Regions from separate parts of the Homo sapiens genome. Here region 1 is linked to region 2. The links are chromatin loops, found by intact Hi-C in ENCODE. Cell type or tissue: CD4-positive, alpha-beta T cell. All regions are shown on one strand. Each heading gives the region's core, and the rest is flanking DNA. Links, peaks and the distances in the headings are about the cores only. Region 1 overlaps EMB (embigin). Region 2 overlaps PARP8 (poly(ADP-ribose) polymerase family member 8).

Evidence for each region. Peaks named below come from ENCODE experiments on the same cell type or tissue, not always from the same donor. Only the 100,000 strongest peaks of a DNase experiment are listed, where the experiment ranks them.
Region 1: it touches region 2 in a loop (2.3-fold over the local background); 3 of 110 quality-filtered maps call a loop at or near these places.

The regions. Positions count from the first base shown.
Region 1 is chr5:50,419,043-50,427,312 of GRCh38, reverse strand. All of the region lies in intron 2 of EMB (embigin), which reads left to right. Among named protein-coding and RNA genes, the nearest start is that of EMB, 18 kb to the left of the region's middle. In CD4-positive, alpha-beta T cell, for the core only: no CTCF peak of the experiment used is centred there; no DNase peak of the experiment used is centred there.
Region 2 is chr5:50,740,268-50,748,692 of GRCh38, reverse strand. The region is part of intron 2 of PARP8 (poly(ADP-ribose) polymerase family member 8); the gene reads right to left. Among named protein-coding and RNA genes, the nearest start is that of PARP8, 78 kb to the right of the region's middle. In CD4-positive, alpha-beta T cell, for the core only: no CTCF peak of the experiment used is centred there; a DNase peak (open chromatin) is centred at 3,742; H3K4me3 peaks cover 1,692 bases; H3K27ac peaks cover 3,764 bases.

The sequences.
Region 1 (8,270 bases), core at 1-8,000, 320 kb after region 2:
GAAGATATATTTATAATTTTTAGTGTCAATGTAAAATAAAAATATCGAGATGAATCTCTAAACAAAATGTTTTATTTGGTAGAACAGAATTGGAGTTCAGGGCTTACACAGAGAGTGGAATGGTCTTCAGTATGACTGAAAACCAAAGAGAAGTTTAGAGGTTTTATTAGAGAGAAATGTTATATATTGTTTTGGAAGAAAACTCATTAGCACTAGCAAAGTTTTTGGGAGCTAACAAGTTCTGACTGGTGAGTGATGGTGGTGGGTAAATTAGTCTTAGAGTCATGGTGGTTTGTTTCAGAAGCTGCTAGGTAAAACTGGTCTTAAAGTTATACCAGGTCATTTCAGCAGCTAGCTTGCAGTATTAGCCCCGGGCAGGTGCTTTGTGTCCTAAGTGTTTTTTTTTTTTTTTTTCTTTTTTACTGGGTCTCTGGACTCTAATTTAGTTGAAAATGACAAGATAACTCCAATTCCTGATTATCAATTTTTACCTTATGAACCATAGACTTTCTTCTTACTGCTGTTAAGATTTTTAACCTACTATTTGTAAATGGAGTGTTTTCATATTTTCATAACATTGATATGTATCAATATTGATTTTATCATTATTCATTGTTGTCTAGAAACAATACTTATAACATTTCTATGTTGTTACTTATTATTTTCTCTTTCCCTCTGGCCATTGTCGAAGTTAATCTCTCTGTTAGGATAAAATGTATCTTGTAGAGAGATTCAAATACAATACGTTAATTGTAAATTTTGGACCAGAAAGATTTTGGTCTGGCTCTTGACATACATACTTATCCAAAGATTCTCGAGACTGGAAAACATATGGATTCTTGTGCCTGGGAGAATGAAAACATGGCTTTTGATTCATAAAAGCTTACTTATTTAATATTTTTAAAATATTGCTAATTATTAACAAACTCATGATGTTGACTATGTACCATGTTTGTATTTCTAAGTAACTTAATTCTTATAACAGCTCAATGAGGTGGGTACTATTACTATTTGTAATTTGCAGGTGAGGAAAGAGAGGCACAAAGAGGCGAAGTGAACTGACCAGGATCACAGTTCCTGAGTTGGAGCTTATGGTTTTCAATGCAGGCAGCTTGGTGCCCAGTCTGTGCTATTAGCCATTATGCTTTGCAGCCTTTCTTTCTGGGCATAATGCCCAGTTACTTGTTTCTTTTAACAGCATTATTAAATCAAGTATATTTATTTTTAGAAGAATGACATTAGTTTTGAAATGATGTAGTAAACAATGAAAATAAAGCTATTTTCTAGGTTTATTGCTATTTCTAGGCTTATTTAGTAATAAAGCTATTGCTTTAGAAGTTGCATTTGCTGCCTGCAATCCCAGCACTTTGGGAGGCCGAGGCAGGCAGATCACCTGAGGCCAGGAGTTCGAGACCAGCCTGGCCAACATAGCAAAACCCCGTCTCTGCCAAAAATACAAAAATTAGCCAAGTGTGGTGGTGGGCACCTGTATTCCCTTCTACCTGGGAGGCTGAGGCAGGAGAATCACTTGAACCTGGGAGGCGGAGGTTGCAGCGAGCCGAGATTGTGCCACTGCAAGAGTCCATCTCCCCTGCCCCCCCAGAAATAAAGAAATTGCACTTGCTTAATCATAAATTTGTGAAAGTAATTGACTTGACTGAAACTAAAAGTATTTTTTCTGCTCTCAGAGGTTTTAAAACAGATCTTTTGGTAATGGACTATTTTTATATCACTGTACTTAATTTTCCAATGTCCATAGTATTTGGAATTCATTGTATTGTTTGTATTACCACAATATATTTTTTTTGTTTTTTTCCTCTCTGCATATTAGTGTTTAGTTGCTCAATCAGTGTGTTATAGTTTAACAGAAGAGATTGAAATAAAAATAAACAGCTGACAGTTTCCTTGACCAACTTGTTAACGTTGGAATCACCTCTCCTGTGTTGACCCAAAGGCACATTTTATTTACATGTTGAGATGTGAGCAGCTCTCCCACAAGGTCCTTGTGAGCCAAGGAGATAATATAGGCAGACATTAGAGGTGCAGATGTGCAAATTAAGGCACAATGTAAGATTCGGGAAGATTAGTCAAGATAAGGAAAAACAACCACATTGTCTAAATCTCGGCCAGCAAGAGGTCTAGGTTAGGACCACTCAGATTCTAGGGGCAGGTGATTGAGAAGATTGAGAAGAAGAAAAGAAGTGAAAATACTTTATTGCAGAAAAGATTCTAGCATGACTCCAATGCTGCAAGTGTTAGGATATTTTTTCAGAGGTACTCATCAAACTTGATATGTAGACTGTTGATGCACAGAGAAAAAAACTGAGGCCTAACATTCATAGAGAGTCAGAGAAAGTAAAGATGGAAGAGGGATCTACCCATAGCAACACAAGTGGCAGTGGCTGCGATCAACTTTTGTTTTTTTAATATCAGTTTTTTTTGTTTTTGTTTATATTAACAGAAGTATTGATGTTTGGGGCTGGATGATTCTTGGTTATAGGAGGTTGTTTGCAGAATTGTAGGTTGTTTAACACCATTCCTAGCCATTACCCACTAGATGTGAGTGACACCTGCTAAGTTATGACAGCTGGATATGTCTCCAGATATTGTCAAACATTCCCTGGGGTACAAAATTTTCCCCATTTGAAAATTATCCCCACTGTTCTATACATTAAAAATGAGAGTCCTGCATGTTTCCCATCCCCTTATCTTGGGAATACACATGATTTAATAATCTTGTGATTAACATTTAGTAAAGAATCTCACCATAAAGTTAGATGATGGTGCTGAATCACAGGCACAGGACCTCACACTCTGTAAGTGGGACCTGTCTCTTCCCTCCCTCCTACTGGTGTTCAAATCCTTCCTCTCTCTAAGAATGGAGTCAAGATCCCATCTTCAATAAAGCACATATCAGAGAAGCGCATATGTTCCTGCTTCTCTGATATGTATTTACTGTATTTTTGTTAAATTTTAATTCTGCAAGTAAAAATGAGTTGTTTTGAAAATATTAAACATTATTTTCAGCATTAGAGTAAATTAGAAAATCTGAAAACCCTCCTGCCACACCTACGAGTATCTAAAATACAGTAAACATTCTTTTAAATATATAGCAATGTACACAAAAGTAAAGAAGTTTCTACCGATCAAAATTGGTGATCAGGGCATGAAACCCGTTAACTGATATTGTGTTAGGTTTCCTGTGTTTGTTGCCAAGATATTTGAGTTTTAAGAGCTACAAAAATATAAAAAACAAGGCCTTGAGTTCATGCAAGGAGGAGAGTTGGAACTGAAAACCTGAAGAAAACTATCCTTCCTAGGCTGTAAATATAGGGAAAGGTTTGATTTAGGGAAGAAAATCAGCCGACAGCACAAGATGACAAGTTGGCTTATTTCTTTTAAAGTTTTGTTAGGCATTTAAACCAAAAGATTCCCAGTGTTTCCTGCCAGTTAAAAATAATGTGAATAAAAATAATTTTTTTAAACCTGCAAATCCCCAAAGATTTCCGTTATTATTTAAAGACGTGGGCCTGTCCTCAACACAGTTTAAATTGCAAATTTACATTACCTGCATTATACTGTACAGGAGCCTCCGAGCTGAGAAATAACACAAAAATGACCCTGGCAGGTAGTACTTCCACAGGAAAGCAATGAAAAACCCTCTGTGGAAGAATGCATTGTCCATCCTGGTGACATAATCCCTGCTGTTACATGTCTCAACATGTCACAAAACAAAAATATAAAAAACAAGCACACAGTCCCTAACAGAGCTAAGGAGCAGTAGGATTAGACATTCCAGAGCTTCAGATTATAGAAAATACTAGGTAGAGAAATAAATATCAAAAACATGAGAATGAATATTATACTGTTTTTTAAAAAGACAAAGCAGGTTCAAAAAATATCCAAATAGAACTTCAGGAGGTGAAATAAAAAATGTGACTGATGAGTTTCAAGTCTCATTGAATTACCCACCATTTCTGTCTCTCTTCTCTTCTCCTCTTTTACAATGGTATACGCTGTTCAATGTGTTTCTTTCCCATGCTGTGTATGTGTGTGTGTGCATGTGTGCATCCATAAAAACTAGTATTGTTTGTTTTCTTTAGTTTTAGTGCTATTAGTCCATATGTATTCTGAAAATTGATTTTTGTCATTCAACATTAGTTTTTGGAGATCTAGTCATATTGCATATGAATCTAGCTTTTTTTTTTTTTAATTTGTATGCACAGTATAAATACACCAGCTTACTTAGACATTTTTTTCCTAATGGACCCTAGTTGGCTAATATATTTTTTTGTTATAAACCATGTAGCAAGGGATACCCTACATATATCTCTCTGGGCATAATTGTGAATGTTTCTCTAGGATAAATACCACAAAGTAGAGTTGCTCAGTTAGAAATTATGCACATCTTTATTTTAACATATACTTCCAGATTGGCCTTCAAAACATCTTGACAGTTGGCCCCTTTCCCTGACCCACGTACTAGGCTTATATTTTATTTTTTGAATTAATTTAAATGAGGTAGGCATAAATTTTGGATACTGAATTTTTACTTTTTATAGAAGTTGCGAATATTTTTTCCCACTTTAAACTTTAAACTTTTATGTGGTGTTTTTTAGTTGTGAAGAAGTTTCATTATATTTCCTCCTATTATTTGCATACTTTTCCACCTTTCACTTTTTAACCCATTTATGATATAGTTTTATGTTTTGTGTGTGAGAAGGAACTAATTTTATGGTTATTATTTTGTACTGTTAGCCAGCGTCTCAACTTTCTTAACTGAATAGTTCTCCTTTTCCTGATAGCTTTGAAATAGCACTCTAATCATATTTCAGTTCCCAAACTCTGTTCTGTTTCTCTACTGTTACATTGTTTTACAAAGTTATTAAAGTACTTCCCAAAGTAAGAAGTACATTTTACTTTGCAACCTGATGCACCAACTGCATGTTCACACACATATGAAACAGAATATTCATCGAATAACACCTACACCTAATAAGCTTGTTATACTCTGATAATTTCTCTTTTACTCCAATCCATTAAAAAACAAATCTGTTGATAACTATTAAATTGATTTCCTGATTCACTAATAGATTTTTGCTTGCAGTCTAAAAAGTTTTGCCTATTTTATTTCATTAATTTCTTGGTATTTTATGGCATAATTAACATGTTAGTATTATTTTTAAAAACATATCTTTTTATCTGTTCTTTTTAAAAAAACAGATTTTCTTTCTTGGACTTTCTTTCACATGCACTTCTTTTTTTTAATTATACTTTAAGTTTTAGGGTACATGTGCACAACGTGCAGATTTGTTACATATGTATACATGTGCCATGTTGGTGTGCTGCACCCATTAACTCGTCATTTAACATCAGGTATATCTCCTAATGCTATCCCTCCCCCCTCCCCCCACCCCACAACGGGCCCCGGTGTGTGATGTTCCCCTTCCTGTGTCCATGTGTTCTCATTGTTCAGTTCCCATCTATGAGTGAGAACGTGTGGTGTTTGGTTTTTTGTCCTTGAGATGGTTTGCTGAGAATGATGGTTTCCAGCTTCATCCACGTCCCTACAAAGGACATGAACTCATCCTTTTTTATGGCTGCATAGTATTCCATGGTGTATATGTGCCACATTTTCTTAATCCAGTCTATCATTGTTGGACATTTGGGTTGGTTCTAAGTCTTTGCTATTGTGAATAGTGCCACAATAAACATACGTGTGCATGTATCTTTATAGAAGCATGATTGATAATCCTTTGGGTATATACCCAGTAATGGGATGGCTGGGTCAAATGGTATTTCTAGTTCTAGATCCCTGAGGAATCGCCACACTGACTTCCACAATGGTTGAACTAGTTTACAGTCCCACCAACAGTGTAAAAGTGTTCCTATTTCTCCACATCCTCTCCAGCACCTGTTGTTTCTTGACTTTTTAATGATGGCCATTCTAACTGGTATGAGATGGTATCTCATTGTGGTTTTGATTTGCATTTCTCTGATGGCCAGTGATGATGAGCATTTTTTCATGTGTCTTTTGGCTGCATAAATGTCTTCTTTTGAGAAGTGTCTGTTCATATCCTTCGCCCACTTTTTGATGGTTGCATTTCTTAAAATTGGGTTCTGTAAAAAATACTCTTGGAATTTGACTGATTCTTCACCCACTCTGTAGATTTATTTTGGGGAAAATTAATGTTTTTATACTATTGCCGTCTGTGATTTAGATCTCATTTTATTTGCAGTATCTGTTGTAGTTAAACTTAATTGTAGATATTTGTGTTTGAGTTATATGTCCCCTGCTAGATTAGTAATTTTAAATCCCCTCTATATCACATATAGCATATAAAAGTACTAAACAAATTTGTTTTGGCCAATGGATGAGTCAACTGTGTGAGACAAGAACTTCTTATGCATTTCTTGCATATCCCGTAAAGTACTTTCCACCTAGAATTCCTCATATAAATCATGAGGCAGAATTTTAATATGCTTGAACCTTCAGTCTAAGGGAAAGTGCCTTATCTGTCTAAAGAAGTGATTCATGTTTTAAGTACTGTATTCCGGGAGCTACAACCACTTCAACAAAAATTTATTGAAAGCCTCGTTTACAGTGGTGAACATGGCAGACTTCCCTTTCTGCCCTCCTCCCCCGATGTCATACAGTGTATGTTTCAGTGGGAAAGGCAATGGATAAGTAAGTAAACAAATTAATATGAAAGGTGAAACCGGACAGTGCCAAATGCTAGGAAGTATATAAAGGAAGTGTGATAGAGAGAGTCTGTTGTTAGCAGTGTTGTAAGGTTAGAGGAGCCCTTTCTGCAAAGGAGGCATGTGACCTGAGACAATCAGTCACTTGGGGTGTGTACAAAATGTATGTACTGACTCCCTGAGTGTCTGCATGGTTAGCACCTTAGAAGTTGATACCATGAGACATAAACCATTGTAAGACTAAATATCAAGGATTGGCATCAGGGTGTAAACACCTGCAGTTTGGAGAAATTCATTACCAAGGTAGCAGGCCATGCTTTCAGTTTACATTAGGTATTTATGAGCCCTTATCTTGATCTGGTGTGTGCTGAGACTTGTGTTTACCTCTCCTTTGATGGAATCCAGTTACTTTTATTGTATTTTATTTTTTAAATTCTGGGGTACATGTGCCGGATGTACAGGTTTGTTACATAGGTAAACGTGTGCCATGGTGGTTTGCTGCACCTATCAATCCATCACCTAGACAGTAAGCCCAGCATGCATTAGCTCTTTTCCCTAATGCTCTGCACCCCTGCCCTCCATCGACAAGCCCCTATGTGTGTTGTTCCCCTCCCTGTGTCCATGTGTTCTTATTGTTCAGCTCCCACTTATAAGTGAGAACATGCGGTATTTGGTTTTCTGTTCCTGTGTTAGTTTGCTGAGGATAATGACTTCCAGCTTCGTCCATGTCCCTGCAAAGGACATGATCTTGTTCCTTTTTGTGGCTGCATAGTATTCCATCGTGTATATGCACCACATTTTCTTTATCCAGTCTATCATTGATGGGCATTTGGGTTAATTCTATGTCTTTGCTGTCGTGAATAGTGCTGCAATGAACATACGTGTGCATGTGTCACTTTTAAGTCCTTTGTTCCATGTGATGCAACCATGATGGGGAAAGGAGATGAAGGGATGAAGAGGCCAATCTTGAATGCTTTCCACACCCTCTCCAGTCTTCACTAATTGTAGCAACACTTTTTATCAGTTTTATACAGTTATCTGTGTGTGTGTGTGTGTGTGTGTATGTGTGTGTGTATGTAGTGGGGGTTCTGTTTAAGTTTTCCTGTGATTTATTTCTGAAACAATTCTGCTACTAAAATAATTTTGAAATCCATTAGAATAATCCATTTCAAAATTTAAATGGTTCTTGTACTGGGGAATCAAATGATATGACATTGTCATTTGCTGTTCCTTTCTTCCATTATATTGAAGTGGATATGTGCAAAATGGTTCAAAATAAATGAAAGCTTTTTATCAAGGTAGAGAAGGCAGAAATTAGATATAAAGATTGGAGGCAAGTTGTTATGGCTTGAGATGATTTTGATTTGTAAATGTAGAAGAGATGGAAAAAATACTAAAGTGTGATTTATAGCTACAAGAACAAAAGGGCAGGACTGGCCATGGAGGGGAGCATACAGGGCCAGGGACTGGCTGATCTGAGTCCTGGACTGCTACCTCAGCCTGGATCTTGTCCCCTGTGTAACCTCAGGTATTGTCTTTCAAATGTGCTGAACTGGTACTATGATTAC
Region 2 (8,425 bases), core at 247-8,246:
ATGTTGACTTTTGGGGAGGGGAGGAGACAACTGTTCAGCCAGAATTCTCTATTCAGCCCATATATTATATATACAGATCCACCAAAAACAAAGGAAAAATAAAACAACTTTCAGATAAAAGAAAATTGTGAAAATTGGTCCCCAGCAGACCTGCAGTATAAGAAGTCTTAAACAAAGCTCTTCTGGATGAATAATACCAGACGGAAAGTCAAAAGAATGAAAAGCACCGAAAACTGTAAATATAAAACACTATTTTTTTAATGCTTTAAAAATACATTCGACTGTTAAAAAGTAAAATTATAGCACTTCACACACATATGATTACAGCGTTGTAACAGGGAGGGGTAGGATGGTCTTAAACAGTTGCAAGGTCCTTGCATATTATGTAAAATGAAGTTGCAAAATCCTTACATATGATGTAAAATGATATATTAACCCTAAATAATAACTATCAGAAAAGGAAATATCCCTATAGCATGTACACACACACACACACACAAACTGCTTAAAAAGCTAATAGATAAATTACACAATAATTCTAAAAATCATTTTGGATCATTTAATCCAAAAGAAAGCAGGAAAGGAGGAACAAAAAACAGAAGGAACAAATAGAAAACAAAAAGTAAATAGAGCCTGAATCTAATCATATCAATAACTTCATTGAATGTTAATGGAACAAGACACACTGAATAAAAGGAAAAGATTACCAGAATGGATAAAAAAGCAAGGTCTATACTAAAAATACAAAAAAAATTAGCCGGGCGCGGTGGCAGGCGCCTGTAGTCCCAGCTATTCGGGAGGCTGGGGCAGGAGAATGGCGTGAACCCGGGAGGCGGAGCTTGAAGTGAGCCGAGATCGCGCCACTGCACTCTAGCCTGGGCGACAGAGCGAGACTCCGTCTCAAAAAAAAAAAAAAAAAAAAAAAAAAAAAGCAAGGTCTATCCTATCTTTGAGAGATCCATATTAAATATAGAGACACATATAGATTTAAGTAAAGAATGGAAAAGATACACCATGCAAACAATAAGCATCAGAAGACTGAGGACTAAAGATATAAAGAGATCATTCGTAATGATAAACGTGTCAGTTCGTCAGGAAGAAGTCATACCAATCATAAATGTGTATGTACCTAATAACAAAGCCTCATAATATATGAAGCAAAACCTGACAGAAATAGAGGAAAAATGAACAACTCAACAATCATAATTTGAGTAATTAATGGAACCAGACCAAAAAGAAAAAAAAATTAAAAACACAGAATATTTGAAACTGATTTTCATAGAACACTACAACTGCAGAATATCAAGATAGATCATATACTGAGCTATAACACAAATCTCAATAAATTTGAATGAATGGATGAACATGAGTCAGCATAGCTTATACCCTGGGTTCCCTGGCTCATCTTGCCCTTATGACATTTGAGTCTTAAGTCCTTGAAAAGAGTTCCCAACTCCACCAGTCAAATCCCTGGCATGCTGCTCAGTACTTGGAAAGAGATTAGGAAGAGACAAAAAAAAAAAAAAAAACAAAACAAACAAACAAAAAAAACCATAACTGAATAAGTAGATGAGTAGAAAAGAAGTATGATTAGTAAACAGACCAAGTTTGATACATTTTTATTTCATAAAGCAAATTTTTTCCATTTAAAAAAAATTTTTTTTAGAGATGAGGTCTTGCTCTGTTGCCCAGGCTGGAGTACAATGGCATAATCATAGCTCACTGTAACCTCAAACTCCTGGGGTCAAGCAACTGCCCCCTGCAGCCTCCTGGGTAGATTGGACTACAGATTTGCACCACCACATACAGCTAATTTATTTTATTTTTGATAGAGACAGGGGTCTTGTTATATTGCCCAGGCTGATCTCAAACATCTGGCCTCAAGTGATCTTCCTGCCTCAGCCTTCTAAAGCACTGGGATTAAAACCATTAATCCCAGTTTTAATTCAAGGAACACTTTTTGGTAACCTGGTATGAGCCAAACATTGTGTTAATGCCAAATAAGATTTAAACAGAAAAAAATATATATATCAGAGGTAACACCTTTGGATGGTTAATTTAGAGGGAACCAGAGAATATGATACATAAATATGACAGACAAAGGAACTTGAACATTTTAAAGCACAGTAGTATTTTTTTTTACTTTTTATATAATATAGACTCACATAAAGTTGAAAAGACTGTACAAAAGTGTCATGTATATTACCCAGTTTCCTCCATTGCTTACATGTTATGTACCTACAGTAGAATATCAAATCCTGGAAACTGACATTAGTGCAAAGTTTGAGTATAGTTCTATGTTACTTTATCACATGTGCATCACATACCCATTATAGCAAACAAAATACAGAACTATTTGATCACACAAAAATTTCCCTTGTGCTACCTTTTTTAGAGACATATCCATCTCCCTTCACCCAAGCATCCTTAAGCCCAACAGCCACTAATCAGTTCCCTAGCTCTAAATTTTTTATCATTTCAAGAATAATACATAAATGGAATCAGAGATTATGAAGCATAACAGTATTTCCAGGCAGATTAGTATTTTGAACAATATACTCTGATAGCTAATATTTAGGATAGATTGAAGAAAAGAGAGATCAGATTAAGAAGCTATCATAGTAGTAAAATATGAGCACATATCAGTGAAAAGGTATGTATTGGGAATAAGAATGCAGGAACAAATGGCAGATGTTGGACCTCAGCCAATAGAGCAGCTTTGGAAATCATGGCCCTGAATCAACATGCCAAACATTAGAAGATAAAATATCCATGACAATGGTGCCCCAAAACAAGCTGGGGGGAAATGTACACTATGACCCCATATGAATTCATTTTCCCGTGATCCATTCCTTTATACTGTCGAATGGTACTATGTAGAAATAAAACTGATGATCAAGGCACCCTTCTGATCTGGCAGTGCTATGTGACAGAAGCTTGGCAATGCCAGAGATTATACTCAGTACTAAGCTGAATTAATTCCCAACAGCCTACCATCTCAACCAATGGCAATTGCTTCATTTTTCATCTAAATCAATGTCTGAATCCAAAATGAGGCCTTAATTCATTCCTTTGTCTACCTCCAGTTAGAGGGCCTGTTGTAGTTCAAGACAGACAAATAGGAGTCCAATGCAGCTTTGAGGCTTACTAGCTGGGAGGCATAAGAAAAGTTGGTTAAACACTCACAGACTCAATCTCTATTTAGTAAAATGGAAGAATCCATACCTACCTTAAGAGCCTGCTGTGATGATTTAATGGCTTAACAGGTGCAAGGACCCCAGGACAATGCCAGACACATAACAGCAGGTGCTGAGTAATTTTAGTCAGCTTCCAATACAAGCAATTAAAATTTATAGGAGTGAAATTTACATGAATGAATGTTCTCTGGAAAACTCAATTTGCTAAAAAGTACAATATATTACATTTATCTGAGACCCAAACCAACACTGATTATTTTATTTTATGGTCGTATTGTCCTCATGATATTAGGAGACATTCCCATGTTCGTGAACGTACCTAATTTTTCAAATAGAAAATAGCAAACAGAAATCCTGCAAAATGATTCATCAGCCCCTTGTGCGACAGCATTTTCTCAGTGGTATACCAGAAGGAAAATCACCAGGACTGTAAAATCCTAATCAGTTTCACTTTGTGACTTGCAGAGTTCTAAGGGAAACAATCTAGTACAAACAGACATGGATGATTGGCTCAAGGATCTAATGAGTAGTACCAAAAAAACGTGGAAAGAACAAAGCTTAAGTAGATTGCAGAGTACTGTTAGTATGTGCTGTACATAATAAATGCCATGTAGCAGGCAGAAAATATTGTCAAGAAGCATAAGTGAAAGTGAAAGAAGGTGGACATGAGAAGAAAGCAAAATCTAGAGCAAGTTCTGAATTCCTTTTAAAAGTCATACTCATCTTTTGTCCTCACATCCCTGGAGCAAGCTCTGAATTCCTATTCAGAGAAAAAAAAAAGCCTTCAGAATTTTGGGATATGCTGACTTACAATTAATTACATTGAGGTGCTTTGCCAGAAACTCAGGTCAGTCAAATATGTGTTTGGTATATATTATATGAACAGTGTGATGCATGGTTCTTAAAGTCACAACTTTGAAACCAGAATCTAAAAATTATTTTATTGCACCTCAATAATTTTCTAACAAAATGGTTACTTTCACCTCTTTTTCCTCTGAAAGCATCTGGCCCAACCAAAGACATCTCCCAATAGCCAACAACTTCTAAAGGAGTTCCCAAAGCAGCTGTCAGTTGCTCCATATCTACCTAATCCTGTATTCTGTTCATATATTTGTTTACTCCTATAACTGGAACCATTTAATAAGGTCATTCTTGTATCTACACTTCCCAATCACTCCATTACCATCCTTTTCCTTCTGAAATGTCTGCAATGAGCTAAGAACAGATAGAGTCTGGTCTGAACTCCCAAGTTCATGGATCTAAGGAGAGTCTTTCAAAAGTAGTGGAAGATGGTAGCTCTATGTAATAAAGATTGGAATTTAGGCTTGAAGATGAAAGAATCTTAGACTTAAAAGAGTTTTTCGATGCACCAATTCATTATCTGATTTTACAAGCAGGGCCCATAACTGCCATCTGTAACGTCAAACTCCTGGATCCTCAGTTCATGCTTTTTCAACAACACCCAGAGGTTTTGACAGAACAAGTAAAAACCAGTATTTTATTGCACATTACCTTTTTACTTACCTGCTAATATTTAAAACAATTTCTCCAATAAACTACATCCTCGTATCTTTTATCCCTCCCAGTTAGATCCCACTTTAAGAATTTAAATAAGAAAAAGCAAAAGGCAGAAACAAAAAATTGCACATGACAAACAATCCTCTACCCTAGCGAAGATGCTTAGGAGTACAGATCTCAATTTTATTTAATCAATTAATTTTTAATTTTATTTATTTATTTATTTATTTATGTTTTGGAGACAAGGTTTCACTTTGTCACCTAGGCTGGAATGCAATGGCCTCAAGCCTCCCAAACCTCTGGGATTACAGATTTGAGCCATCGTGCCTGGTTAGGTCTCAGTCTTTGTTCACTTGCAAGTCAGCAGTTGAAACCTGAGACCACATCTCACCCCCAGACACACTGGAGCTTTCTAGAAGAAAATTCACTCCAGCACTTATTAATTCTGTCTTCTTTACTCTTCAAGTGCTGCAGAGTGAAAGAGATGCTGTCCCACTACCCACCTCCAGACCCAACTCTAGTGTCTCAAGCTAGAAGGTAATTTGGGGCATACTAGAAGCTCACCTTTGCTACTTTAATGCCATTCAGTTCCCAAAACATTCACTTTCATGTTCATCATCATTTCACCCTCTAAAAACATTTTCAAATTGTGCAGGTCAATCAGCTACAGCATCCTCATTCTTCACCACTATGAGCTACAATCTTTTTGTCATTTATCCAGGGTTGGGGAGCTCTAGGACCTTCTTTTCCTCTTTACCAAAAATCTTGACATCACTCCCATCCATTTGGACAACGTTAAGCTGCACGTAGTTCCATGGCCTCGTTTTCCCTACCACTAGCTCACCAAATCTCCAAATGGCTATACCTTGAAGCTTGATTTGGAGTGAATGGCTCCCCTTCTAAAATCTCAAACCCCCATGTCCCACTTTCTAACCACAATTTTATAATTTTCCCAGCTCTCACTCCTTTCCTCTTACTTCTAACATCCTTAAACAATGCATTCACTCTGTGTCTTTACCAGTCCCTCTGAGCTTCATTTTCATCTTCCCATGATTTTAGATACCTAACTGCTCTCTCCACAGCATCTTCGACTCCTTCAATGTGCAGCGCCTACCTTGCCCCTGCAGACTACCTGATCCTACCAGCTCCAAACTGCAGATTAGGTCATATTTGCCATGCTCAGCTCCTGGACCTGGGCTCTGAATGCTGCTGGAAAGGACAATGAAACTAAGGGGCCTGGTGCCCTACAGACATGTGGTTCTCAATATTATCTATTAACAACTCTGCTCAGTAACCTGAGAAACCCATTCTTCATAAACCCCCTTACTTTTTCTTCCTAGTTGTTTTTGCAAATTTTCACAGCTTTCCAAACACCGTATAACAACCTACCCTTTCACTCTCATCAAAATGCTTTCTTTCCACATTAAGAGAGATTATCATATGGTTACTTCCTCAAGGCATTCCCTTTATTCTGTCTCCCACCAACCACCTACAAGCTCATACTCCTCTCCTTGTACCCAGGAAGAAGGAATTATCTGTCCTTGTAATCTAAGATTAATCCATCTACTTGCTGCACAGAACTCATAAACCCACACTCCATTTGGGGCTTTGTTCTATTAATTTAATCTAACAATTTCACAATTTGAAATCTATCAAACATATGTAACTATGTGAGTGGGGAAAAAAACTAGCCACAAAGATATTAATGGTAGCATTATTTAAAATAAACAAATGTATTTGTTTTTAAGCCAAACTGCCAAAAATAGGATTATATGAACTACTGCACACAATATCTGCCCCCTCCCTTATTCGGAACCACTCAACATGAAGACAAGAACACTAAGTTCTCCTTCTAGAAAATAAAATGCGGCCAGGGGCGGTGGCTCACGCCTGTAATCCCGGTACTTTGGGAGGCCAAAGCGGGCGGATCACCTGAGTTCAAGAGTTCGAGACCAGCCTGGCCAATATGGCAAAACCCTGTCTCTACTAAAAACAGAAAAAATTAGCCAGGCGTGGTTGTGTGCACCTGTAATGCCAGCTAGTAGAAGGCTGAGGCAGGAGAATCACTTGAACCTGGGAGGCGGAGGTTGCAGTGAGCTGAGATCGCGCTATTGCACCCGGCCTGGGCAACAAGAATGAAATTCTACCTAAAAAAAAAAAAAAGAAGAAAAGAAAAGAAAACACATCTTTCTCACCTATGAAATAAATTACGTATTACCCTTTACTAAGGTAAAAGGATGAAGACTCTTGCCCAACAAACATTAAGTTAGTTTCTCAATAATATATTTTCCTATTTTCAAAACTTATTTTGGTAATTTTTTAAGTTATACTTTCAGCACGTGAAGTAACAGGATCAAAAGTAATGTTTTTGTTTGTTTGATTTTTAGGGAAGTGGCCAAGTCAGCAACTTCTACGCTTAAATATTACACTGTAAGTTAAATGTCTGGACTTCTAAGTAAGCTATTTTCTCAACAGGGAGGAACCTGAGAGAACTAAGTCTGACATTGATTAGTAACATTGATGCAAGCTTTATAATGGTATTTTTAAAAGCAAGTGAGAAAATGGTTTTTTTACACTACCTTAGTTCCATGCAAAAGACAACAACATATTTAAATAAAGCTGTGCTTCTCTCTTTTTCTTTACTCATGACTACAAATAAAAGGACAACAATACAATTCCAATAAAATATGAATAGTAGATAGAGCATGTCATCAAACACTAACACCTCGATTAAATTAATTATATAAATATTATTTCCATATTGCATCCCGAAAGTTTAATATCTGAGCTTTTCTTTACTGAACACTTTGTAACTATAACTAATTCAGTATTCTTTTGATAAATATTCACTAACATGTAGATGTTTTTACCTTCACTGTTTTATATCTAAGTTCAAGTTTTAAGTGGTCATAAAAAGTTTAAAGAGGCTATAAATGATCTGCACAGCATACCAAGACGGAAAAACTAAATACGACTGAATAACTCTATAGCTCAATTAAGGCTTTGTCATGGAAAGGGAACAAACACTACAAATATTTAGAAAGAACTTCGATAGTATGATACAACCCTCAGCATCTTAAATATTTAAGGCAAATAAAATAAGTTCTTTCCAAGTTAATTTCTTGTGGAATATCAAATATATAATCTTTTTTTTTTTTTTCTTTTGAGAAAAGGTCTCACTCTATTGCCCAGGCTGGAGAGCAGTGGCACAATCACGGTTCACTGCAGCCTCGACTTCCTGGCAACAAGTAATCCTCCCACCTCAGCCTCCCAAGTAGCTAGAACTACAGACCCAAGTCACCATGCCTTGCTAAGTTTGAAAAAATTTAGTGTAGAGATGAGGTCTCAGTATGTTGGTCAGGCTGGTCCCAAACTCTTGGCCTCAAGCACCTCCTAAAATGCTGGGATTACAGACATGAGCCGCCATGCCATGCTCAAACATAATTTTAATAGCACCTAAAGCCCCCGCAAGACCTTCCCTATCTATGCGTCTCATCTTTGTCTTGCCTCACTGTGCTCCAACTGTTCTCTCTATGCTCCACTGTTCTCTCTATGCTCCAACAAAAAAGACTCCTTTCAGTTCTTGAGCATGTTGTGTTCCCTCTGCCTGGAATTCTCTCTCCCCTCCTCCTTTTGACCTGGTTAACTCAGTCTCATCCTTCAGTTCTCAATTCAGATGTCATCTCCTAAGAAAAAACTTTGATGACCTT